2 separate regions of the Homo sapiens genome follow, and region 2 is linked to region 1. A link is a loop called in an ENCODE intact Hi-C map of the cell type or tissue named here. Cell type or tissue: A673. All regions are shown on one strand. Each heading gives the region's core, and the rest is flanking DNA. Links, peaks and the distances in the headings are about the cores only. Region 1 overlaps GALNTL6 (polypeptide N-acetylgalactosaminyltransferase like 6). Region 2 overlaps GALNTL6 (polypeptide N-acetylgalactosaminyltransferase like 6).

What was found. Peaks named below come from ENCODE experiments on the same cell type or tissue, not always from the same donor. Only the 100,000 strongest peaks of a DNase experiment are listed, where the experiment ranks them.
Region 2: a loop joins it to region 1, with 4 times the contacts of the local background. A loop is called at or near these places in 8 of 110 quality-filtered maps.

What each region holds. Positions count from the first base shown.
Region 1 is chr4:172,226,359-172,239,127 of GRCh38, reverse strand. It overlaps GALNTL6 (polypeptide N-acetylgalactosaminyltransferase like 6), which reads right to left. Exons shown (of 13, transcript NM_001034845.3): 3 at 9,364-9,472. Among named protein-coding and RNA genes, the nearest start is that of GALNTL6, 420 kb to the right of the region's middle. In A673, for the core only: a CTCF peak has its summit at 6,030 (motif pointing left); no DNase peak of the experiment used is centred there; H3K27me3 peaks cover 430 bases.
Region 2 is chr4:172,824,003-172,836,771 of GRCh38, reverse strand. All of the region lies in intron 7 of GALNTL6 (polypeptide N-acetylgalactosaminyltransferase like 6), which reads right to left. Among named protein-coding and RNA genes, the nearest start is that of GALNTL6-AS1, 100 kb to the right of the region's middle. In A673, for the core only: CTCF peaks have their summits at 6,120 and 6,323 (motif pointing right); a DNase peak (open chromatin) is centred at 6,321.

The DNA of each region.
Region 1 (12,769 bases), core at 1,532-9,531:
CCTAACTCATTCTATAAGACCAGCATCATCCTGATACCAAACCGACAGAGAGACACAACAAAAAAGAAAATTATAGGCTAATATCTTTGATGAACATAGATGCAAAAATCCTTAATAAAATACTAGCAAATTGAACCCAGCAGCACATCAAAATGCTAATCCATCATGATCAAGTAAGCTTTATCCTTGGGCTACAAGGTTGGTTCAACATATGCAAATCAATAAATGTGATTCATCACATAAAGAGAACTATAAATAAAAACTATATAACCATATGAATAGATTCAGAAAATGCTTTCAATAAAATTCAGCATCCCTTTATATTAAAAACCCTCAACAAACTAGGCATCTAAAGGACATACCTCAAAATAACAAGAGCCATCTGTGACAAGCCCATAACCAATATCATACAGAACAGACAAAAGCTGGAAGCATCACCCTTGAAAACTGGCACAAGATAAGTATACCCTCTCTCATCACTCCCTATTCAATATAGTACTGAAAGTCCTAGTCAGAGCAATTGGGCAAGAGAAAGAAATAAAAAGCATCTAAATAGAAAGAGAGGAAGTCAAACTATTCCTCTTTGCAGTCAATATAATTTCATAACTAGAAAACCCCATATTCTCTGCCAATGGCTCCTAGATTGTATAAACAACTTCAGCAATGTTTCAGGATACAAAATCAATGTAGAAACATTAGTAGCATTTCTATACACCAGCAACATCCAAGCTGAGAGGCAAATTAAGAATGCAGTCCTATCCACAATAGCCACAGAAAAGATAAAATACCTAGGAATAAAGCTAACCAGAGAGGTGAAAGATCTCTAAAATGAGGATTACAAAACATTGCTCAAAGAAATCAGAGATGAAATAAACAAATGGGAAAACACTCCATGCTCATGAATAGGCAGAAAGAATATTGTTAAAATGCCATACTGCCCAAATCAGTTTACAGATTCAATGCTATTTCTATTGAACTACCAATGACGTTCTTCACTAACTAAACTAAACACACAACTAAAAAAAGCTATTTTAAAATTCACATGAAACCAAAAAAGAGCCTGAATAGCCAAAGCAATCTAAGCAAAAAGAACAAAGCTGAAGGCATCACAGTATCTGACTTCAAACAATGTTACAAGCCTACAGTAATAAAAACAGCATGGTAGTAGTACAAAATAGACACATAGACCAATGGAACAGACTAGAGACCCCAGATTTAAAGCCATACACCTGAAACCACCTGATCTTTGACAAAGCTGACAAAAACAAGCATGGGGAAAGGACTCCCTATTTAATAAATGGTGCTATGGTAACTGGCTAGTCATATACAGAAGATTGAAACTAGACCACTTCCTTACATAATATAAAAAAATCAGCTCAAGATGGATTAAAGACTCAAATGTAAAACCTAAAATTATAAAATCCTTGAAGAAAACCTAGGAAATACCATTTTAGACTTAAGCTCTGGCAAATATTTCATGATGAAGACATCAAAAAAAACTGCAACAAAACCAAAAATTGACAAATGCGACTGAATCAAGCAAAAGAGCTTCTGCACAGCAAAGAAAACTATTAACACAGTAAATGGACAACACATGCGATGGGAGAAAATATTTGTAAACTATGCATCTGACAAAGATCTAATATCCAGAATCTATAAGGAACTTACACACTTTAACAAGCAAAAAGTAAACAAACCCATTAGAACGTGGGCAAAGGATATGAACACTTTTCAAATAGGCAACAAGCAAATGAAAAAAATGTTCAACATCACTCATCATTAGTGATCACTAATCACTGCTAATGGGGATGTAAATTAGTTCAGCCATTGTGGAATTTTGGAGATTACCCAAAGAACCTAAAACTGAACTGCCATTCAACCCAGTAATGCATTATTGGGTATACACCCAAAGGAATATAAGTCATTCTACCATAAAGACACATGAATGTGTATGTTCACTGCAGCACTATTCACCATAACAAAGACATGGAATCAACTTAGGTGCCAATCAATGGTAGACTGGATAAGTAAAATGTGGTAAATATACACCATGGAATACTATGTAGCCATAAAAAAGAATGAAATCATGTTTTTTGCAGCAACATGGATGGAGCTGGAGACCATTGTCCCAAGTAAACTAAAGCAGGAACAGGAAACTAAACATCACATGTTCTTATTATAAGTGAGAACTAAACGTTGAGTACACATAGACAAAGAAGGGAACAACAGACACTAAGACCTACATGAGGATGAAGGGTAGGAGGAGGTTGAGGATCAAAAAAATACCTATTGAATACTATGCTTATTATCTAGGTGATGAAACAACATGTACACCAAACCCCCACAACTTGCAATCTATAGAATCAACCTGCAAATGTATACCTAAAATTAAAAGTAAAACAAAATAAAATAAAATAACTGATATCTAAAAAATCACCAAATATTCCACAGAGGTGTAATTACCAGAACGAAACAGAAATGTAATGTAACAACATTAATGAAAACACTAACAAAGTATGTAATGAAATGCATGCTGCCTATCATGCTAATATACTTTTTTTTTTTATTTGAGACGGAGTCTTACTCTGTCGCCCAGGCTGGAGTGCAGTGGCGCATCTTGGCTCACTGCAAGCCCTGCCTCCCGGGTTCATGCCATTCTCCTGCCTCAGCCTCCCAAGTAGCTGGGACTACAGGTGCCTGCCACCATGCCTGGCTAATTTTTTTACATTTTTAGTAGAGACGGGGTTTCACCATGTTAGCCAGCATGGTCTCGATCTCCTCACCTCGTGATCCGCCTGCCTCGGCATTCCAAAGTGCTGGGATGAGCCACCACGCCTGGCAGCTAATATACTTTTATAAAGATTAGTGAGATTTCATTGGGAAGGAGTTTCTGAATTTTCTTATTTTAAAATAATTTCAGTGCTTTTTAAGTGGGCTAGACATTTCAAAACATACTGAAAGAAAAGCAAATACAATGTGAAACACTGGATCACACAGCAGTGCAATGTAGTTAAAGTAATATTCAGACGGGAATTTAGTTTCCAAAATGCTTATTCTACAATAGAAAAATGACTGAAATTAGGAGGTATAAATTTATTTTTAAGTATACCATGGAATACTATGCGGCCATAAAAATGAATGAAATAATGTCCTTTGCTGCAACATGGATACACTTAGATGTCATTATCCTAAGCAAATTAACCCAGAAACGGAAAATGAAATATTACATATTCTTACTTATAAGTGGGAGTTAACCCATTTGTGGGTTAACACTGGGCATACCTGGACAAAAAGATGGGAATAGTAGACACTGGGGACTACAGGGCAGGGGGAGTGAAGTGGGCAAGTGTTGAAAAACTACCTACTGGGCACTATGCTGAGAACTGGAGTAACAGGTTCAATCACACCCCAGGCCTCAGCATCATGCAATATACCCTCATAACAAACCTGCACACATATCCCCTGAAACAAAAATAAATGTTGAAATTTTAAAAGTAAAAAATAAAAAAGTTACTGCAAACAAAATTTTTAAAAAGTTAGAAAAAAATTAGAGAAAAATAAAATAGATGAACAGAGTCAAAAACTGGCTTTTGAAATAACTCATAAAAGTGACAAATTTTTGTCCTGGCACAATGGCTCATGCCTGTAATTCCAGCACTTTGGGAGGCCAAGGTGGGCGGATCACCAGAGGTCAGAAGGTCTAGACCATTCTGGCCAACATAGTGAAACCCTGTTCCACTAAAAATACAAAAATTAGCCGGGCATGGTGGTGCATATCTGTAGTCCAAGCTCCTCGGGAGGCTGAGGCAGGAGAATCGCCTGAACCCGGCAGGTGAAGGTTGCAGTGAGCCGAGATCACACCACTGCACTCCAGCCTGGGCAACAGAGTGAAATTCTATCTCAAACAAACAAACAAAAAAGTGACAAATTTTTGTAGAAATAGATTAAGAAAGCAAAAAGAAAAAAAAAACTAACAATATCTGAAAAAAGTAATATAAATTTAAGCATTGCAGGCATTACGAAAATCTTATGAGGACATAAGAATATGTGAATAAATTTGTATTAATAAATATAAACATTTAGATATAATGGACAAATTACTAGAAGAATACCATTAATTCCAGAAGAAATAGATAATCAACTACTACTGTAACTACATAAAACGTTAGCCAAGCAGTTAAAAATCTATGCTCCAAGAAAAGTTCAGGTCAACAGAGCTTCATCCACAAAAAAATCCATAATGATCACTAAAGAAATAATTTTAGTTTACAACAAACAATTATGAAGTATAAAAAACAGCAAGTATTAAACAGTCATTTTATGAGCTCATTATACTGTTACCAAAACTTGACAAAGACTTGATAAGAATAGAAAATTTGGGGCCAATATTAATTCATAGATAAAGATTTGAAAATGCCAAACAAAATATTAACAAATCAAATGTAGCTATTAAAAAAAGGAAGATTTAGTCTAGAATAACAAATTTGGTTTCCATTAGAAAAGCAATAGATATAATTTACCCAATAACAGATTAAAGGAGAACATTTATCTATGTTAATAAATGCAAATGAACAAAAAACTTTTAATAAAATCAGCACTCCTTCAGGTTAAAAGAAAGTCACAAACTCTCAGCAAAACAGATTCAGAAGTAACATAAGTGTATTTGTTAAAGTGCATAGTGTATTGGTATTGTGTTAATAAACATGATAAAATGTATTTACATTAGACAAATTGATCTAACAATAGACAGGCAGATAAAATCTCAAAATGAGCATTTAAATTGCTTTTGTGAGAATCATAAAATGCCAAAAGTAGCCATTATTACCAACTATTCAATGTTACACTGCAGTTCTTAGCAATTATAATAATAGGAGAAAACTAAAACTAAAATTATAGGGTCTAGAATAGAAAAAAACATTTTTAAAATCACTGTCATTACTAGCAAATATGAGTGTCTACATTTTTAAAATCCAAAATAAACTATTGGTAAATGTTTTGAATTAATGGAAAACCTTAGAACATTTTCTAAATTCATATCAGTGTTAAGAGTTATTAACATTTCTATATTACAACTACAAACAACGAGGAATTTCAGTATAATCATTATGTGAACAAAATCAATATAATATTAGTTTACTAAGATTAATACTAAACATAATCTGAGAACAAAATTACAAAGCCATCCTTAAATATAATAAATAAGTAGCAAATAAATATAATAATGTACCATAGAATAGATTATTCTATATTGGAAAATATCAGTTATCTCCTAATTTATCCATAGGCTAAATACAATTCAAAAATTCCCATTTTTTTGTGCATATCTGTGTATGTTAATGTGAAATTTAAAACCGAATACAAAATTTTAAGGAAGAGTACAATGTAAGAATGACAACAAAAAGAAGAGCAAGAATGTAGCTCTTTTTTGGTGAGCTATACCAGATAGTAATAGTTGTAATAAAGATATAGTACATTAGCTATTATGGTATTAGCACAGGGATTTTTACTCACAGAACAGGATAGAGAACCCAGAAAAAGAACACATAAATATGGAAACTTAATTTATAATAGAGTCAATAGTTCAGAGCAATGGAGGGAAAGACAAATTTCTTAATAAATGTTAATAATAATTGGTTAAGTGAATAAAAACTAAATAAATATTGGATCCCTACCTCACATTATGTAAAAATGAAGACTAGGTGGATCTAAGACCCAAATGTAAAATGTAAAATTATCAAGCTTGCTTATTTATTTATTTATTTATTTATTTATTTATTTAGAGACAGAGTCTCCAGCCCAGGCTGGATAGCTCACTGCAGCCTCGAATTCCAGGCTCAAGTGATCTTCCTGCCTCAGCTCCATGTAGTTGAGACCACAGGCACATGTCACCATGCCCGGATGAATTTTTTTTTTTTTTTTTTTGGAGAGATGAGGTCTCGCTATGTTTCCCAGGCTGCTTTCAAATTCCTGGGCTCAAGCGATCCTCCCTCTGCTGCCACCCGGTGTGCTGGGATTGCAGATGTGAGCCACTGGGCCCAGCCAAAATTATCAAGTTTTTAAAAGACAATGTAGAACATCAGTATGACCTATCTTTTAAAAATGATTGCTGGATTTGGCTACCTCAAAATTGAAAACTATTCATTAAACCATACATAAAGAGATGTTTTAAAATAATCTACAAAATGTAGGATACGTGCTTGTCACTAAATAAAACCACCAAAGGATATCATTTAAAATAAATTAAGAACACTGTGTGGAGCAAATAATTCAAAAGATGGAAACAGAAATGAATAGGACTTTTACCAAAAAGGAAGAACAAATGTCCCCATAGCATAAAAAAGATATCAACTACATTTTAATTTGCTTGCATTAATAAAATGCAAATCTAAGTGACAGTGAGAGACTATTTCATATCACCAAATTGGGGGAAAAGTCAATTTCAAATATTCACAAGGATGTACAGCAGTGAGAATTCTATCCATTATTGATTGAAATGAAATTGGTGTATCAATTTTGGCAGCTTGTCATGACCTAATAAAGTTCAACTGTGCATTCTCTAGACATACAAATCTACTATTAAATATGTACCTTAATATTGTCCCTACCCCAGAACCATGCACAAGAATACTTATAGCAGCATTATATACAACAACTAAAACTATTCAAAGGCCCACCAAGAGGACAATGTTACAGAAAATTAAAGAATAGTAAAAATGAACCAACTAACATTTCACACATTGACCTAGATAAATCTCAAAAATATTTTTGAGTGAAAGAAGAAAGTCATACAGTAAAATTAAATTTTTAGATAAAGTTCAAACACTGGCAAAACTTACCAGTATTTGATTCAGGATAAATACACTGGCAGTAAAAACTACAGAGAAAAATAAGAGAGTAAACACAAAATTAAAGTCTTAGAGGGGACACAATGGCACAAATGATCCTTTTCCTTGGCCTGTATATGAAGTACAAAGATGTTTATTTGATTTTGACTCTGTACCTGAGTGTGTGTGTACACACACGTATGTCTTAATACACTTTTATTTATGATATATTTCACTGTATAAAAATAATATTCTAGTATATAAATTTATCATATATCCTCCAGTGAATAAAAAAAATTCTACCATGTAAAAGCTTTTCAATTACACAAAGAATTTGTACTTAAAAACTTGTGATATTACCAATTTCTTTTGTGATCAATTTTCCCTTGGTCATAGCAAAGATGAAGATAGAAAAGACAAGTTTATTCAGGAGGTGGAAAGGGTGGTATGGAGCAGATATAAATGTGAAGCACTGGATTTTGTATTCAAAACTCATTTGTACAAGCAAAGGATAGGCATACCAATTCATGTAAAAGTAACTTACATGGATTAATAATTACAGTTATCATTAGTTGAGTTTCCAATATGTCCAAATAATTGGACAATTACTGTGGGTATATTTTCTTTAATCCTTAAATAAATTCTACAAAGTAGAATATCAGAAACAGAAATTGATTTGCCACAGTGCATGTATGGAAATGCTAGGATTTGAACCTAGGTGTGTCTTTCTCCTGTTGTGTCCTTGCTATTACTCCATATTTTCCAATTATTATTATTTGACAGTGGAGTATAATGGACCATGATAAGACCTGGTTCTTAATCCAGAGCTGCAAATTATTAGCTACTTGAACTTGGATAAAATTTAATAAATTTGTAGGAACTCAATTTTACTTAATTTGGGATAATTATACCTATCAGAGTTATTCTGAGGTTTAAATAAAATACATATGCAAAGCACTTAGTATAAAACATCCATTCAGTAAATTTGGGCTATTTTATTATTAACTTGTGGAAGATTCAGTTGGTAAGATTATGAAAACATTTCCAAAAAACTTCAGCATCCTGGGGTCATAAGGAGAAACAAGTGGTTGGATTAATATAGGGTTGATCAAGCAAATAGAGGAAAAAAATAAAAGTACTAGAAAAGTGAGGATGCTGGTAAGGAACTCATTTTCACGACCATTCATGGGGTCACTGCCAAGGTGGAAAGATGATAAAACCTAGAAGAAGTTGACGCTCTGAAAACAGGGAACATCTTTGGAATAAGCTGCTTTAAAAAGCTGGGGGTGGGGCGTGGGGCAGGCCTTTTTTGGAAGAAAAGGAATGCAAGAAAATAAAAAAGACTGTAATTCAGTCAGCCATACCTGATACAGAGCTACGAACATTTCACAGCCCAGAACAATTTTGTTACTAACTCTAGTTGAACAAGAGGACCTCACACCCTGGCTAAGTTATAATTCTGCTGCTGATTTTACCTTGAATGCAGTGTCTCAGGGCTGCTGAGATGTCTTTACCAAACTGTAGCTGCTCCATTTCTGTGACATCCTTATTGTGAAAATAACTTATTTGGCTGAATAAGAGAATATGGGCTTCCTATCATGAGTTACTCACTTTCACTGGATTTCTACTGATATACCCTTCTGAATTTCTGTTCACAACAGCCTAACAACCTAATTTTTCAGTCCTTCTAGAAAGACTTATTCTTTTTTGTCTTTTTTTTTTTTGAAACGGAGTCTCACTCTATCGCCCGGCTGGAGTGCAGTGGTGCGATCTCGGCTCACTGCAAGCTCCACCCCCCGGGCCATTCTCCTGCCTCAGCCTCCTGAGTAGCTGGGACTACAGGTGCCCGCCACCACACCCAGCTAATTTTTTGTATTTTTAGTAGAGATGGGGTTTCAACGCGTTAGCCAGGATGGTCTCGATCTCCTGACCTTGTGATCCGCCTGCCTCGGTCTCCCAAAGTGGAAAGACCTATTCTTTCTTGCTACTTTGTCCTTTAACTCTAGCACCAAGTCTAGAACTCTGCTACACACAGACCTACTTGATTCCGTTTAACTGCCTGATTGCTTTTCCAACTATTGCCAACCTTAGAACCCCAGCTGCTTGACCTGCTGGCTTGCTGTACGTCCCGCCAGTGTCTAGAAACATTGGTACAAATTAAATACTTTGCATTGCCAGTTAGATACACTTCAGCTCTAAGGAGTCAATCTTGCTCAAGATACATATCTACCAGGTCAAGTCTCATTGATAAATCCCAGGATACCCCTAGAAATTATGAACAAGCAGTTGGGAATATATAGTACTATATATTTCTTAAATTTTAATGACTTTTACCACAGCTAATATTAGAAAGACTATTCATTATTTGTTTTCTCTCTGAAATTTGAAGTCATTTAGGTTCTGTCCAGTATCACCTCCAATATCCCCATGAAACATACTTTACAGTGTGCAGAAGAAATGCTAATTAGAGATCCTTTACGTGACAAATGAGACACTGCTGCGAGTGAAATAGCACTTTGGCGTACACTGAGCTTCATACCTGAGCGCATAGCCTCTTTCTGAATGCTTTCATAGTCATGCCAGTCCTTTCTTCTCAAACCATCTGTCCATGAATAGAATTGCCCATCTCCCAGGCCCAGTGGAAATGTCTGTGGAAAAGGAAAGTATTCAAGCATAAAAAGGAGGTATTTCCTTTTGCATGGTAGGTAAACACAGCCGGGCACATAATAGGCAATCAAAGAATATCTGTTAAATAAGTGAATCTTCTGAGTATAATGAAAAGAAAGCTATCGCTGGTGACCAGATTTATACACATTTTAAATCTTTTTTTTAACCTTTAAAATGAGAGCACACCTCTCCTGCAACAACTATCATTCCCTATTTTATTTCATCCAGAGACGCTAATATTTAGCGTGTCACCTGTAAGCATAAATGCCTAGCTGTTTTTATTTGCCCAAAGTGTAAATATTGGTAATGCTACCAATTTTGGTGTTGCATTTAATTAATTTTGTTTTGATTGGTACAGTTTTATTTATTTTGATCAAACATATCTGAACGGCTTTGTAGTAACATTAGCAACCATTCATTGAATGCTCACTATGTGCCAGGTTCTACGTTAAATACTCTGTGTATAGAAGTTTGTTTAATCTTTATGATAGCCTCGAGTTGTAAATCCCCATTTTTCTGCCGAGTAAACTGAGGATCAAATAACTAAAATGGCTTGAGGTAAACCACAGTGGCAGAGCCAGGACTTGGACCAGTTCTGTTAAGACCAAAACTGTGCTCTTAAAAACTATTAAATACTGTCTCTCATCTAGATTTCTGGAAACATAGTGCATGTTTACACTTATAGTTGAAATTATCACCCATTCATCCACTGTAGTCACAAAATATAGTTTATGCTTTTCCAAAGTCCGATATGTTATAATGTCAACTTGAAAATTATTTCTGTGTACATTGCTGAAGCTACTTCTTTTTTATGATGTTTATTTCTGGTAATAAGAAACAATAATCATTTTGAATAAAGCTTATCTTCACAATCTTGTAGTCAAGATAATGTAAAATAAGTGTTTTCAAATTCACATGCTATTTTTTCTTTTGTTCTTTTTCAGAAATAAGTAATACATCCACTGAATGAAGAAAATAAAATTCTAGAAAGCAAAAAAAAGTCAATTTAGCCAAAAGATGAATAATTTCAGTGAGGTAATTTTATTCTAACAGCCTTTTCAAGACATAAAATGTCTTATTTCTTAGTTTTAGATAATACAGCCATTATGCTTTTGAAAAATTATCTACCTTTAGCCCATCTTCATAGCTTATAAAAGATATACTTGTTTTGAAAGGATAAAAATGGGGCATAATATTCTTTTCTTAAAAAAGGTAGTTGAAAATAAAAGAAAAGATTTTCCCAATCAGGTGACTATAATCTACACATTTCAAAGAATTTGTTGCTCATAATATTGGTGAGCTCAGAAAAAAAGAGGGACAAATATACAGATTATGGTGAGTTTATGTAAAATATCAGGAATACTGATAATTTTTAAAAGGAAGATGAAACAAAAGTTATGGAAAAGTAAATAGAAAATGACATGGTAAAAGTAAAAGAAAATGGAAAAGTACAGTTTTGGGGATATATAGCAAACATTTAAAAAAATCAAACATTTTTTTGAATTGATGATCAACTTATAATTAGAAATTTTTGAACTCAGCTATACAAAGAAAGTATTAAAGAATCAAATGAATATGAAATATGTAACCCATGTTTTGTCTCAGCCATGCTCTTACAGTGATAAGTACTGAACACTAATGAAAATCTCCTACACTGATTTAGATAACACTAATTTACAAACATAACTTTCAGATTAAAATAGATAATTTTAAAATAAATTTTGACATGAAACATGGAGGTATTCTTGTGTAAACTCCAGCGTTTAAGCTCTCTCTGAATACCAGGGACACTCTATTTTCCTTATTTTGATATATGTAATATAGCGAATTCTTAATAAGTAGTAATATAATGCAGATTGAACAAAAGTTAATTGAACACAAAAGTTAACATTTACTCTCTCCAGCAGCCAAATGAAAATGACAATAAAGCATCAGATGCATCAGGAAAGAAGATACTAGAACTCACATAAAGTTTTTGTAAATAGCTGGGAACTGCTGGGAAGGAAGTATTTTTTTATGGCACGGAATTTTCAAAATGTGTAAAAACTGGGGACACTTTATATATCTGACTGTCAGGTTAAATGTGAAAAGATAAAGATTGACCATTTTTAATAAGGGGCAGTTAGACTCTTCTGGGTTCTCTCTTCGACTCAAACAAGGGAGTGATTTCTGAGGGCCATCCACTGTACTCCCACCCATAGAAGACTGGAGCGTCAATGGTATGTTCTCAGGCCACCAGAAACAGTTAAATATAAGGTTGTCAAACTGCAGTGAAAATCAGGGTTCCATGTTAGCCTATGTTGTTAGCCTATGTATCAAACATTGTTAATGAAGTTATCTTCCCTTACTAGACCTCCAGAAAGCTGCCAGTCCACAGCTTACATCCTTACATAAGAGATGGAGGAATTCCTACCTGGAGAATTGAAATCAACTGGAAGAGATGCAGGTACTGGCTCCTAGGTGCACACCCAGTAACCATGTGGGAAATAGCCTAATTAGCAAGCCCTTCTCTACACAGAGAACTTCATATCACTATTTTCACGACTTCACTCATGAGTATGAATAGGCAGCAAAAGATTTCCAGGGATTTTGGGGAGCCTTTAACGTATAATTAAGAGACCAAAAAGAAACAAAAAGCATACCAAACTTGAAGAAAACAGAGGCAATGTAAGCTGCAGATAAAAGCTTCAAAAACTCTAAATTTAATTTTCTCAAAGAACTTTAAGAAAAGTTCCTTCGGAGATACAGATTTTTAAAAAGAAGCATTTAGAGAATCAGAGAGAGTTCCTGAAATGTAAAAATGTGATATCAGGGAGAGAAAAATTAAGACACAGTTTGGAAAATGAAGGTCAAAGGAATCCTACTGAGAAACAGAAAAACAAACAAAATTAGAGACAGAAGGAAAAAGATACAACATTGCAGAGAGGTGGCAAAATGGTAGCAAGTCCAGAGATCCTCCAGTCCAACTGTATAAGGGAAAGGAGAGAAGCTCCAGAAAGGATGTCTCTGTGGGAAAACACACACACACACAGAAACACACACACACAGACACACAGACACACACACACACACACACACAGAACTTCTTTCCTTTAAAAAAAATATTGAAATGAGAATTACAGTTCTTCCAAAGAGATTAGAATGCATTAATGATATATATTAAAAACTAAGCAAATGAAAAGTGGGCCAGTTGATAAGGCTATAAGAAACAAAAACAATGTATAAAAAAGAAATCCTAATCATAGCAGGTTGTTTGATTCAGATATGAATAATCTAAC
Region 2 (12,769 bases), core at 2,226-10,225, 600 kb before region 1:
CTCACACCTCAGTTACCTGGCAAAAGGTTTTCAAGGCTAATGGCATGAGACATGAAGGTTTTCAAATGCCAACCTGTGTTCTTCTAAATATAGAATTCCTCAATCATTCATGTCTGATTAAAGTTGCATTTGGCTAATTGATAATGACTTTTCAATTAGGTAAAAGCATATTTTATGTAGAAGTTACATGTATTTACATTGATTTTTTTCCTCTTCAGAATGTCTGGGCTTCTGTATCCAACTTGATCTAACTGCCACAACTCATAGGAAGCCTTTGTAAGGGTAACTGGGAGTCATCTCCAAACACAGGTTGATAAAAATCATGCTTTGGAGCATGGCACTGCATAAAGTATTATTTTTGAGGAATATGTAGGAAACTTCCCCAGCCCAGGTAATGACATCTGTGGAGGAGTTTAACTGGATGTGAAAGGGAAGTGAAAGCTGACAGCTTGTGAGATCGTGCTCTTTCCTGGCTGTGGTAGTCACAGGGTTTTCTTCAGGTGGGAAAACTTATCACAGTAACATACATTTCAGGTGTTTCTCTTTTCTGCCTGCTATTGTAGAAGCAAGAATGGGCCATGCTGAACCAAGTGGGCAGAGTAATAAGCTGCTTCAGCCTTCTGCTGTCTACCTGATTGGGACTGGAATAGAGATCCTTTCTGGCTCTGCTGGGGGCTTGGAGAGGGAGGCAGAGCTGTTTCTGCCATTGCCCTGCCAGGCAGCAGAGATGACCCCATACCCCTGAGGAAACAGTGGCCCCGAGTTGCAAAAGCCCCATCAGCAGGTGGAGGTTCACTCTTCATTAGCCGGGCTGAACTTTGGGCATCATAGAGCATGGCTGGCCTTTTGGGGGTCTCTAGGTTTCCCTAGGAAATGAGGGAATTTCTTTGGAAGTCCTGTGGGAAAATGTTCAAACCGCAGTAATGTATTCAGAGACACGTCTATGAGGATTGCTGCGGTCAGTCCTGTCTACCTTACCTCTAACTTATCTGCTTACTCAGTCTTACTTTTTCCATTTCTGGAACCACAGCCATGATTTTGTCTCTTGGTATCCACATGGTATTCACTTCCTGACCAATCGGAGTGCATTCGGCTTCTTGCTACTCTCACTATTCCGGATGGTACACCCTGTCACCAGAGTTATTTTCCTAAAACACAGATACCATTAGTATAATGGTGGTTTGCTGCCCAAAAGCCTCTCATGGTTTTATTTAAAGAATAAAATCCACATTTTAAAGATTAGATTTAAGCATACCGTGTGTGGACTCCACACTGTATTTCTGGTTTTAACACTGACAAGAACTCCCCATGGAGCCAAGACTGTTAAAACTAGATCATTCTTCCTCTCTGGACCTGTCTCTGCGACTCTGCTCATGTTATTGTCTATACCTGGAATAGCTTCATCTTCCTCCACCTTTCCAAAACCTCCTCATCCTTCGAGGTCTCCCTCAAGTGCCAGCAATTCCCAGCTGGAGTTCTCTCGTGCCAGGTTGTGGGAAGTTGTTGTTAGCACTTTTTGTTTTGTGAACATGCTCCTCCCTCTCACTCACTTTGTTTCAAATTCCTTTATCAAGAGAAAGCCTTTCACTGCATAATGGAAGGTGTCAGTGCAGCTTCATCACTTTATTGACCTGTGCGACCTTGGTAGGGCAGAAGCTGGAACCTGCTCTGTGTCTCTCCTGTCACTGCTTTCAAACACTTTTGGTCAGCTTATCCTCTCCTGCTTCTTGGTGACATCTTGAGCAGGTTCTAGAACCTTAGGTATAGATGAATTCAAAGGAGAACAGTGTCTTCTTCAGGCATTACAGAAATCTCAATCAGAATAAAAACTATAATTTTCCCCCAGTTTAAAGTTTCTCTTTCTGTCACCCTCAACACAGTTCTCACTCATGGTTCTTGAACAAGCCATGAAGAAGATAGAGAACATTGTTTTGTCATTCTCCTCATATCACCATTTCTCCCTGCTTTGCTTCAGGCTCCTCCAGGGTGAGAGAAGGAGACAGTGGAGGAAAGCGGCCAATGGCCATTTGATTAGCTGGTGCTCTTTCTAGATCTCTCTTGGCTGTTGGGTTTCCTCTGTCATGGCAGGTGCCCAGATATTGGCCCTCTCCAAGGGTGCATTTGTCAGGGGCCACCCTGACATGATTGATGTCTTCCTGTCCAGCTGATCTCTTGGTTCCACCTCCCTCAACTCCCATGCTGGAAGGGCAGCCCATCCTCTTCTTTCCTTGGCAGGCAGTTCTCTCGGGCACAGTCCTTCAAAGACATTGCAAGCTTGGTGCTCTGCCCTCTTGACCTATTGGGAAGTGCCTTGTCCTGTCAGTGGCATGAGTGGTCAAACCACCAGCTTCTCCCTGATTGCCCATGCTTACCTCGCTGTAATGGGCAACGCCATCCATACTCCAGCCTTGGGACTGCTCCACATATAGGGCAGACACCTTCTCTCTTCACTTAGGCCTTCTAAACTCCTGGGCCATGTGGGGCTCTCATGGTTCTCAGCGTTTCTTTTACTTTCCAGTCCAGAGGTAACCCAGGGTGGGTCCACACTTCTCTATACCTCAGGAGGCTCCAAACAGAGAGTGAGATGTCTTTCCTCTTGTCAGTCCTTCTTGTTAAGGGATTCTTGGGAGTTTATTTTTATTTTTATTGTTTTTGAGATGGAGTTTCCCTCTTGTTGCCCAGGCTGGAGTGCAATAGTGCAATCTCAGCTCACTGCAACCTCCGTCTCCTGGGTTCAAGCATTTCTCCCGTCTCAGCCTCCTGAGTAACTGGGATTACAGGCATGCGCCACCACGCTCAGCTATTTTTGTTGTATTTTTAGTAGAGACGGGGTTTTACCATGTTGGCCAGGCTGGTCTTGAACTCCTGACCTCAGTTGATCCACCCATCTCGGCCTCCCAAAGGGGAGTCTTTTCTTGTAAATGAGGGGTTGGGGAAGTTGACTACTCCCTTCTGTCTTGAGTATTTAGCATCTCTCTGTGGAAAGAAGTTTTTGCCATCCACTGACTTCAGTTTTGAGACTTTCACTGTAACTCCAAGATATCAAGAAATGCTGTTTTTAATAATATTCTCTTATTGCAGAATGGGGCATTAGAGTTGGGGTTAGCTGCTTACTTCAGGAGAGAATGATAACCTAAAGTCACACTAACTATAAATGATGGGTATTTGGTCAAATCAGCCCTTGTTCCTAATTCTTATGGAGCTCAAGTGTGAGGGAATGAAGGTTTTGGAAAGGCAGAGAGCAGAGGAGGAAAGCCAGGAGATGCAGCTTATTGGAGCTATGGAGGGGTGAAGTAGGCAGATTTCACCTATTCCAGTTGCCTTATTTCGCCCTGTCTAGAGCACTGTTGGAATGATAAGAAAAGATGCCTTCCCCAGTTTTTCTTCAACTTAAGGGCTCTTTGGCATCCACTCACAGCAGTATCTTCAGAATGATAAATGGTTATCATTTCTCCCTTAAATTGCAGTTTTTCTACAAACTATCAACATAAGGTTTCCAGAATTACTGAGAAAAGAAAATAGTGGGCACTTTATAAATTTGGCTTACCGAAGAACTTGTATAAGCTGGATGCAATATACTTAGCTTATGGTCTGGTCTTGCGGCCAGGTGCAATGGATATTTATTATTGGGTCATCCCGGAAGAACGCCCATGTTCTAGTGTGTAACACTCCCTACCCCCCACCCCCAAGCGCACACACATAACACACACACACTCTCACCATATGGTTCTGTGGGGCTGCCAATCACAGTTCTTCCCACCTGGCCAGAGCCATGGGGGTGGAAGTGGCTGTGACATAGGCCTGCACAAGATAGGTCTTCCCTTCACGTTTTTCTAGCTGGAGCTGGTGGGGATCACCGCCCCTTCTTTCTGATGGCAGAGCTGTTAGATGGTGAGACAAGCACCACCTGTGGCCACGATTTTGTCCTGTCTAGTGAAAACCCAAGGCCTGGGAGGATGAAGCCACCCAGATAGGAGAGAGAGACGAGAGACAGAGGTGGGTCCAGGTGATATTCAAGACCGCGGCCCAGTTGTTCCAGGTGTGAGGCTCTGGCCTTTCTGGCACTGGGCTGTGTGAGCCCACTGACCCCCTTGCTCCTCAGGCTGTCTGCTCCTGGGGTGAATTACACACTATGGAGGAAGCCAGTCTACCGGGGCCTGGCCCAAGGTCATTCTGCTCTTCAAAGGGCAACTCTTTGGAGAGAAATTTTTGAGCCTGCCTAGTCACACATCTTTGCAGCTTAGAAGAAGAATGATGATAATTTAAACTTTATCACAGACACAGATCATTAAATTTGGGTTTCTTCCTGGTAGAGATAATAACAGGTGTTAAATGAGAAAGACCTTTAGAGTCTCCAAAAGCATTAGGATGGTCTAATTTAAAATATTTTAGCATGCTACTACACATTGAATGCCAGTTGGTGGAACCGCGTACTTTCTGTCTCTGTGTGAAATCCTAGTTCAGCTTTGTTGATGATCTGGGAGTAAGTAATTAACTTCCCACCATCCCCACACAACATCTGAGATAGGCAGATGTTAGCATTTTTGCTGTGGCAGAGAGTGGAGTCAGACAGATCAAGAAGTGAATCTTGGTTCCGCAACTTCATTTTGTTTTACCGAGAAGCCCAAGGTCCACAGAAGTAAAGCAATTTCCTCAAGATGACAAATCTAGTGTCCACGCAGGGCTTTATCCTTGCCGAAAGCTGTGATGGCTCCCGACTCAGAGGAAAATATGAGGCTCAAGGCTTCTCTTGGTTCAGGCTGCTCTGGCAAAGTACCATAGAGCTGGTGGCTTACACACAACAGACATTAATTTCTGACAGTTCTGGAGGCTGGATGACGGAGATCAGGGTGCCAGCACAGTCCGGTTCTGGGGACAGCCCTCATTTGGGGTTGCAGACTGCAGACGTCTTGTTGTGTCTTCACATGGTGGAGAGAGAAGGTGAACTCTGGTCTCTTTATTCCCTCAATAAGGGCACTAATCCTATCCCTGAGAGCTCTACCTTCATGACTTCATCACTTGCTAGAGGCTCTGACGCCAAATCCCATCATGTTGGGGCTTTAGGCTTTGACATATGAATTTTGCAGGGATACAAACACTTAGGTCATAGCAAGGCCCTTCAGACCCAGCCAGACCCCACATCCAGTTCCGGTTCCTGTCAGTTGCCAAACCTGTGATTTTTCCCCTTGGTGCTTTCACGGTTTCCTTACCCTGGAAGTCATCTTTCTTTCCCCATCTCCACCACCTTTCTTTATTTGTGCTGATCTTTCAAGGTGTAGTCCAAATCTCACCTCGCTGAGGCTTTTCTTGACGCCCCTCTCCAATTTTTTTCTGACCTAGTCCCTTTGGGCAGATCAATTTGGAGCAGTTTGCAGAGCATCTGCAGTACACTCGGTGAATCCTGGTGTGTTGCGGGTGTTTATGCATCTCCACTCAGAGAGCAGAGACAAGGCTTTCCTCATCTATTACTGTGCTTGGGTTCTAGGCCACTCTGCATTAGCTGCAGCTTCCAAGACTGAACAGCCAGCACCCATATATTTGCGTGGTAAATAAATAAGCCCGTGTCTTTTGACTCTGAATCTTTTTTTTTTTTTTTTTTTTTTTTTTTTTTTTTGAGAGGGAGTCTCATTCTGTCACCCAGGCTGGAGTGCAGTGGTGCGATCTCCGCTCACTGCAACCTCCGCCTCCTGGGTTCAAGCTTTCTCTTGCCTCAGCCTCCTCAGTAGCTGAGATTACAAGCATGTGCCACCATGCCCTGTTAATTTTTGTATTTTCATAGAGACAGGGTTTCACCATGTCGGTCAGGCTGGTCTCAAGCTCATGACCTCAAGTGATCTACCTGCCTCAGCCTCTCAAAGTGTTGGGATTACAGGCGTGCGCTACTGCTCCCGCCTGATTGTGAATCTTGTTTTCTGTTCATATCTACTTTAGGCCCCAGACATTTATCTCCACATACCTTTTTAACCTACCCTTGAGAATCTCTGAGATCTCTTTCTCTGGTCCCCACATCTTACACAATGGAGAGTGACAGTGCACTCCCTTCATGGGAGTTCAGTTAGAGGAGAGACCAGAAAGATTTTCTCAATCAATCTACTCACCTATAAATAATGCCACGGTGTGGCTGCTTGATGACCTTACAGTTAGGGTTTATTTCATACCTCTCAACTAGGGACACGTTGGGCATCCGGCCTGGATGTTATTCCTCTTGATTCCCTGTGTACATTACCTTTAATTTAGGAGTTAAAGCCTCCTTTGCAAAAACAAAGATTTTGACCTTTTGTCCGTTTTCTTTTAAAAACAATTCACTTTTTTACCAGAAGGTGGCAGTGGCAGTATAACACAAACAAAAGTTTGAGTAAACTGTCGTTTTTAATATTTTAGGCTCACTTCAGCATCACAAGCAATAGCAGTCCCATTCTGGCCTAGATTTCTACAATAATTCTGAATTTAAAAATAGAATCTTTCTAAAGATTTGCTCTATTGGTCATCTTTTTACTATCAGCCATTCGCATATATTTTTTCAAACTGTAAAGTTTGGCCCTGATTATATATAAGAATTCCTTTATCTCTGCCATGTCAAAAGTATAAAACAAAAGAGCATCTTTAGGAAAAATTCTCTTTATCTATTTTACTATGTGCATTCATCTTAATGAATTTTTAGTTGTTACTTTAAATTCACTATATTATGTTAGCTAAGATAAAATTATTTGGGCTATGGTGTGACCTCAGATGAGAAAAATAGGCTTTCGGTGGAATTTATTTGAATACACATTCTAGATATATGTATACTTATGGGGATATTGTCTTTCAAAGAGTTATTTCAATCTTCCAGAATTATAATTTATTTTTTAGACTCAGCATTCTTTGTGGAATTAGATTTCCTTTGATTTCGTTTCTCAGACTTTTAAAATTATCCATATCTTCTAGGGAATTTCTCAAATAAAACTGGAAGAAAGTATTCATCAGACCAAGATGAATTTTATGTCTCAGGAGCCAAGAAGTAGTTTGCAGGATGTGCCTAGTTAAACTTTTAGATACCAAGAAGCAAAGGTTGGAAGTACATCAGGAAGTTAGAAATCTATTACTTAAAGGCTATGTCTACTGCATTTTGTTTTCAGAAAAGACAGTGAGTTGCAAAATGTTCAATTATGGTGAATAAATACTTGCAATTTAGGTTATTCCAATTCACTTGTGTCTAAATACGCATTTGAAGTTCTTTGGTGTATTTTCTCCTTCTAGAGGCAAGAGGAATCTTCCTACTACAGATCCCATGCCCTGCATCCCCATTTACTTTCTAGTAAATATTTTACCTTCTTCTTTCATTGTGCTGCTCAAACATGGATATCAGATTCCAGAACCTGAAGCAATGAGGTGCCAAAGGATGGGTAGAAAGAAAGATATAGCCCAGAGTATCCCTACCAATACTGACTCCAAACTCTTTCCTTCATCCAACAAATAGTAGGTACCATGAGGAGTCACTGTGTGAAGTTCCAGCCAGGAACAGGCAGACACGCTCTCTGCTGACATCCTTGTGGATCTGAACCCTGCCTCTCTTCCTCTCCTGTCTGTGTTTTGCGCTCCGAAGAGTGCATGTAGGTGGATGGCGAATATCTTGCATGCCTTTGTCCTGTGTTGTAACTCTTCTTTCTCAGGTTGCATCTCATACACATACAGAAGGGAGAGGATGTGAAGGCACGGGAGTACACCAGAGCGATGCTTCCACAAGCCAAGGAATGCATGCAGCTTGGAGAAGCTAAGAGAGGCTTGGAACAGATCCTTCCCCAGTGTTTCAGAGGGAGCATGCATAGCTCCGCCGACACCTTGACTTAGGACTTCTTGCCCTCCAGGACTGTGAGACAAGTTTCACTTACTTCAAGCCTCTCAGTTTGTAGTACTTTGTTATGGAAGCCCTAGGAAAATAGCCCAGATTTTGGTTCCATCTTTTTTGCTTTATAGCATGAGGGATTTCCTTGACTTTCTCCTCCAGATTGCCAGCGTGGACTTTAGCCTGGTTCCTTCTATTATTTGGTTCATCCATTGAATCTTTTCTTTTAGTTATCATATTTTAAATACATGAGAATTGTACTTGTTCCCTTTCTACACAGAAACTGTTCTAGATTGTGGATGAGGATAATTTGATTATTTAAAATAAGTATCTTTGTTTCTTCTAGGTTCTGTTGGTTTATTCTGTTTTTTTCTCTTTTTTTATGCTAATTTAACACATGATGGTGATCAGATCATACATTTGAAGAAAAGACTGGTAGGCTCATAGGATCCTGTGTCTGGGTATGTGGTGTGGAATACCTTGATGGAAATGGTCCTTCCCTGACAGCAGGGCTGACTGTGGCCCCTGAGTGAGGGGAGGCATAGGATGACAGGCAGGTTTCCCTCCCTGTGGGACGTGGGGTGCAGGGAAAGCAATTGACAAAATAAGGAGGGTTTAGTCAGGGTTAGAGCACTTCAATGTTTTTTTTGTTTGTTTCTTTTTTTTTTTTTTTTTGAGATGGAGTCTTGCTCTGTCACCCAGGCTAGAGTGCAATGATGCAATCTTGGCTGACTGCAACCTCTGCTTCCCAGGTTCAAGTAATTTTCCCACCTCAGCCTCTCAAGTAGCTGGGATTACAGGTGCCTGCCACTATGCCTGGTGAATTTTTGTATTTTTAGTAGAGATGGGGTTTCACCATGTTGGCCAGGCTGGTCTCGAACTCCTGACCTCAGGTGATCGGCCTGGCTTGGCCTCCCACAGTGCTGGGATTACAGGCGTGAGCCACCATGCCTGGTCCTCTGTATTTTCCTCCTAAGCAGAATTGCCTTTCCTTTCTTCCTTCAATGTCTAAAGTGCAAGCAGAAGGCTGCTTATTTTTTATTCCTTGCTCTACCACTTAAAGAATGCAGTGAAAAAAAACTTGTATAGTGAGATAGTATTTTTGAAAGAAAGTATTATTGATAAAATTTTTCTTCTTTATTTTTCTTGTTGCATTTGGCTTTCCACCCATGGAAGCTCAGGCTTCTTTTGCTTTAGAGGAAGGCAGTGCACCACCAAGAATAGGAAAGTCACTGCTCAGCTTGGCTTTCAAAATAACATAGTATCGAAGAAACAGAGCTTTCATTTGCAAGAGCAATGATTTGTTGAAAGCGGGAACATGAGGTGTTGGTTCCAACAAATCAAAGTTGGGAGGTTTTGGCCCAGTTCTAATGGATTGTGGTGGGTGGAGTGTGGTAGGGAGACAAAGACTCCAGATCAGCTTTAGGATTCCAGAACATAGAGGGATTGTCCCCACTTCCTCCCTAGAATTCATGGTTTGCAGATACCTCTAAGTAACATGCTCTATGCCAACATGAGGAAGCTCATTATAATAGAATGAGTGGCATGGTGTGGTTAGGCAGACAGAGTCTGAGATAGGGCCTCTTGGTTCTCTGTAACCCGCAAAGGGTGGAATTCTTGCCTGTTGGAGGGAAGGGACCAGATGAGAGTTGAAAGCTAGAGAACCTGCACTATGAAGCAGGGTGAAGGGACTCATCTCTGAGATTTGCGGCTGAACAAACCAAAGCTAGGGCTCAGTAAAAGCCTGCAACCGGGCCTCTTGGACTAGTCCTTAGCCAGATCTTAGAACTTAAGTAGAGCTGAGTCAGTGGGAGAGTGACCCTACCATGCAAGAGAGCAGATGGAGACATGACATCTGTGGGCACTCTATCAAGTGAGGACAAAGCCTCTTTTGAAAGGTCTGCTGCATCCAATCTGAAACTAGCTGAGGCTAGCTGAGAAAGATAAAGCATCAGATGACACCTGCCCCCCACTGTGACTTGGCCCATGATCAAGATGCCATCCTGAGAGTGGAGGAGAATGGAGGAAAGGTGAGCAGAGCAGTTTGGAAAGGAAAACAATCCCGGCATGGAGTTAGACTTTTGAATTGACTGAGTTTGAATTGGGAATTTACTGAGAATCTACCCATAAGAGACCAAGTTCTGGATCAGAAGAAATACACATTTAATTGGTGAGATCATCAGGGGCTCACTGCTGTCCAGTGACCTGAGATTCAGGAAAGAGGGCCGTGCTCTGGTCTTCTTTGGATGTTCCTCTCCCTACGGGATGGGTAGTCTGGAGGCTAAAGGGATGTCCCGTTCCCCCCATCCCCACAGGCTGCACACCTTTTGTGAACTGGGTTTTCCAGACTGCATTATTCCCTGCACAAAGGATTCTGAGCCTGCTTCAAATGCCTGAGTCATTCCATTATTATTTGATTCTTTTTCCATGGGCTGCTTTCCCGTGGTTTGGAATTTATATCCTTAGGGCTGGGGGTTGGGCAAAGGATGGCTATTTTTGTAGAAGGAATTAGATGTGTGGGCTTCCTTGTCCACCTGCATCGTGTGTGCCCATGGGCTGTGGAGGCACAGAACAATTAGGAAGGGAAGGTGTGGGCTGTGGGCTACAGTCCTGCCTGTCCGCAGGTGCTGCAACAGCTGAACGGACGCTAAGGAGCAATTCTCCATGCATCCCTACTCTCTGGGTTGTTTTGAAGGTATATTGATCAAGAAAGGAGGACAGAGCAGAACCCAGTAGTTTGCTAGCTCAGTTTATAAACTTCCAAATACTTAGCCATATGCCACCTGAGCCTTCATTTGCACTCTTGTCCTGGGCCCAAATGTGTTGGGAGCCAGCCTGCTGCTCACGGTGGAAGCAGGACTCCAGGGCTTTGCAAGGCTCATTTATGGAGATAAAAAAAAGTTACATTCATGCCCACTTGAGTTGTAACTGTATGTTTCAAACCTGCTCCATATGCTACAATTATCATCTATGAGATGGTTTCTATTACTACAAAAAGTTAAAATGTAAATTCTTGGAGCAGTGTTAAGCAAAGGAAAAAACATTTAGCTAGGCTGTATTCTTCATTAACTTTAAATTGGTGGAATGGCTGGGGGATAAATGTGGGGAGGAGGGAAATATGGCCTGATCCCACACTAGCTTCTGTATGTGCAAATCCCAGTTCTCTCAGCTACGCACAGCTTTCCCCTACAGTTTCCCTCCTCTTACATGGTATTCAAACCTGCTTTCTTTTTTTTTGTGGCTTGTGATGTAATCATTCTTTCTCTCATGTGTACTTTTACCTTATCCACCACTTTGCTCAATTTCTCCCTTTGTGTACCACTTCTAGAAGGCCTTGGATGAGTTTTCCCACCAATCCAGTGCAGGCTGGGAGATCCTAAGCTCCTGCTCTCCTGCCCTGGCTCACCTCAATCCCAGAAGCAGGATCTGGGCAGAGTCTGGGGCTTCCAACCTAGTTCCCACTGATAGAAAAACACGCTAACATGCTGGAGGAAGACACAGAAACGGCAAACATCTTTGTGTTACCATCGAGCTCCATCAGTGAAGAAGGCTGGAGTGGGAAGGTGCCCTCAAGGTCACTTTTGAATCAGAATTTGCAACCTGGAGTGGCCAACCAGCACGAGCCTTTCCACTGGCAGCCTGGCCTCAGCCTTTCCACTGAATTATGCCATATAATCTCCCTCCCTCCCGCAAGACTCCATTTTGTCTCATTTTCATTGGCACTCCAGGACACAAAAACAGACATTTCTTTCTCTTAAATGTATTTCCAGGTGGATCTATACCAAGAAGTATTAGACCAAAAAGGAAAGAAAGGAAGAAAGAAAGAAAGAAAGAAAGAAAGAAAGAAAGAAAGAAAGAAAGAAAGAAAAGATAACCAAAAAAAAAAAAAAGAAAAAAGAATTGTCCCACCGATTTAGCATCATAGTCATTTCTTGATTATTTTGTTGAAGGCGGGAGTGATGATCTTGTCAAAACCAGTGCCTCTGTGGATGTAGCCTCACTTCAGATACTGAGCTTAGATCCAAATAAATAATCCAAGCAGCAAACAGTAAAGACTAATGACTTCTGTCACATATAAGCTCATGAAAGTCTGTTACTTTTCTAGTGTCACTCAACTCTATTTACATCAGGGGAGTATGTGCGGTACTGTTTTATTTTTAAAAAGTTTTGCTCTGACTTTGTTAGAGGATTGAGATAGGGAATTCTCTCATTTCTGAAGCCTTCTCACCTGAAGCCAATCTCACCTACCTCCACGAGTGATCCTGAACAAAATCAGCCCCACTGAGAAGACAGCAGCATAGACTCAAAGCCAGATTTTGTTTCTTTTTCACTCCTATTATTTATATGTATCCACTTTGTTTAAAAAAGCAACTTACATTTGAAGCAATTTACAAGCAAAATTTACACATACACAGACACATTGACATACACCATAAATAATATATATACTCACATACACATATAAATAATATAAATATATATAAATAACCTGATCCCAATTTATTATTATAACATATATGTGCACACACACACATGAACACACACACACAAACACACACACACACACACTCACACACACACACACTATACCATGGAAGTCAGGTTCTGACTGAAAGCCCTTGTGGCCAACTCTGTTCTTTCTCTGTGGCAGAGTAACAGAGTAATTCAGGACTAGAGAGTAATTCAGGACTAGAGACTGCTCGCTGACCCCTGGACACAGATTACAGTTTTCATCATTTCTTTAAATATAAATACTGCAGGCTTCAACGGCACACCACATGTAAGGCTTAGTTTTCTTCGCTAGACTTTAGAGCTATACATATTGTTCAGGCTTGTTATGCCCTCCCATTCTAAGGGCATAGTCTACACATATGAGTTCTAAGATTATACTCGCCAACAAGCCCACTGGCCCTTCCCAGCCCTGCTCTCGAGCATGGATTTTTG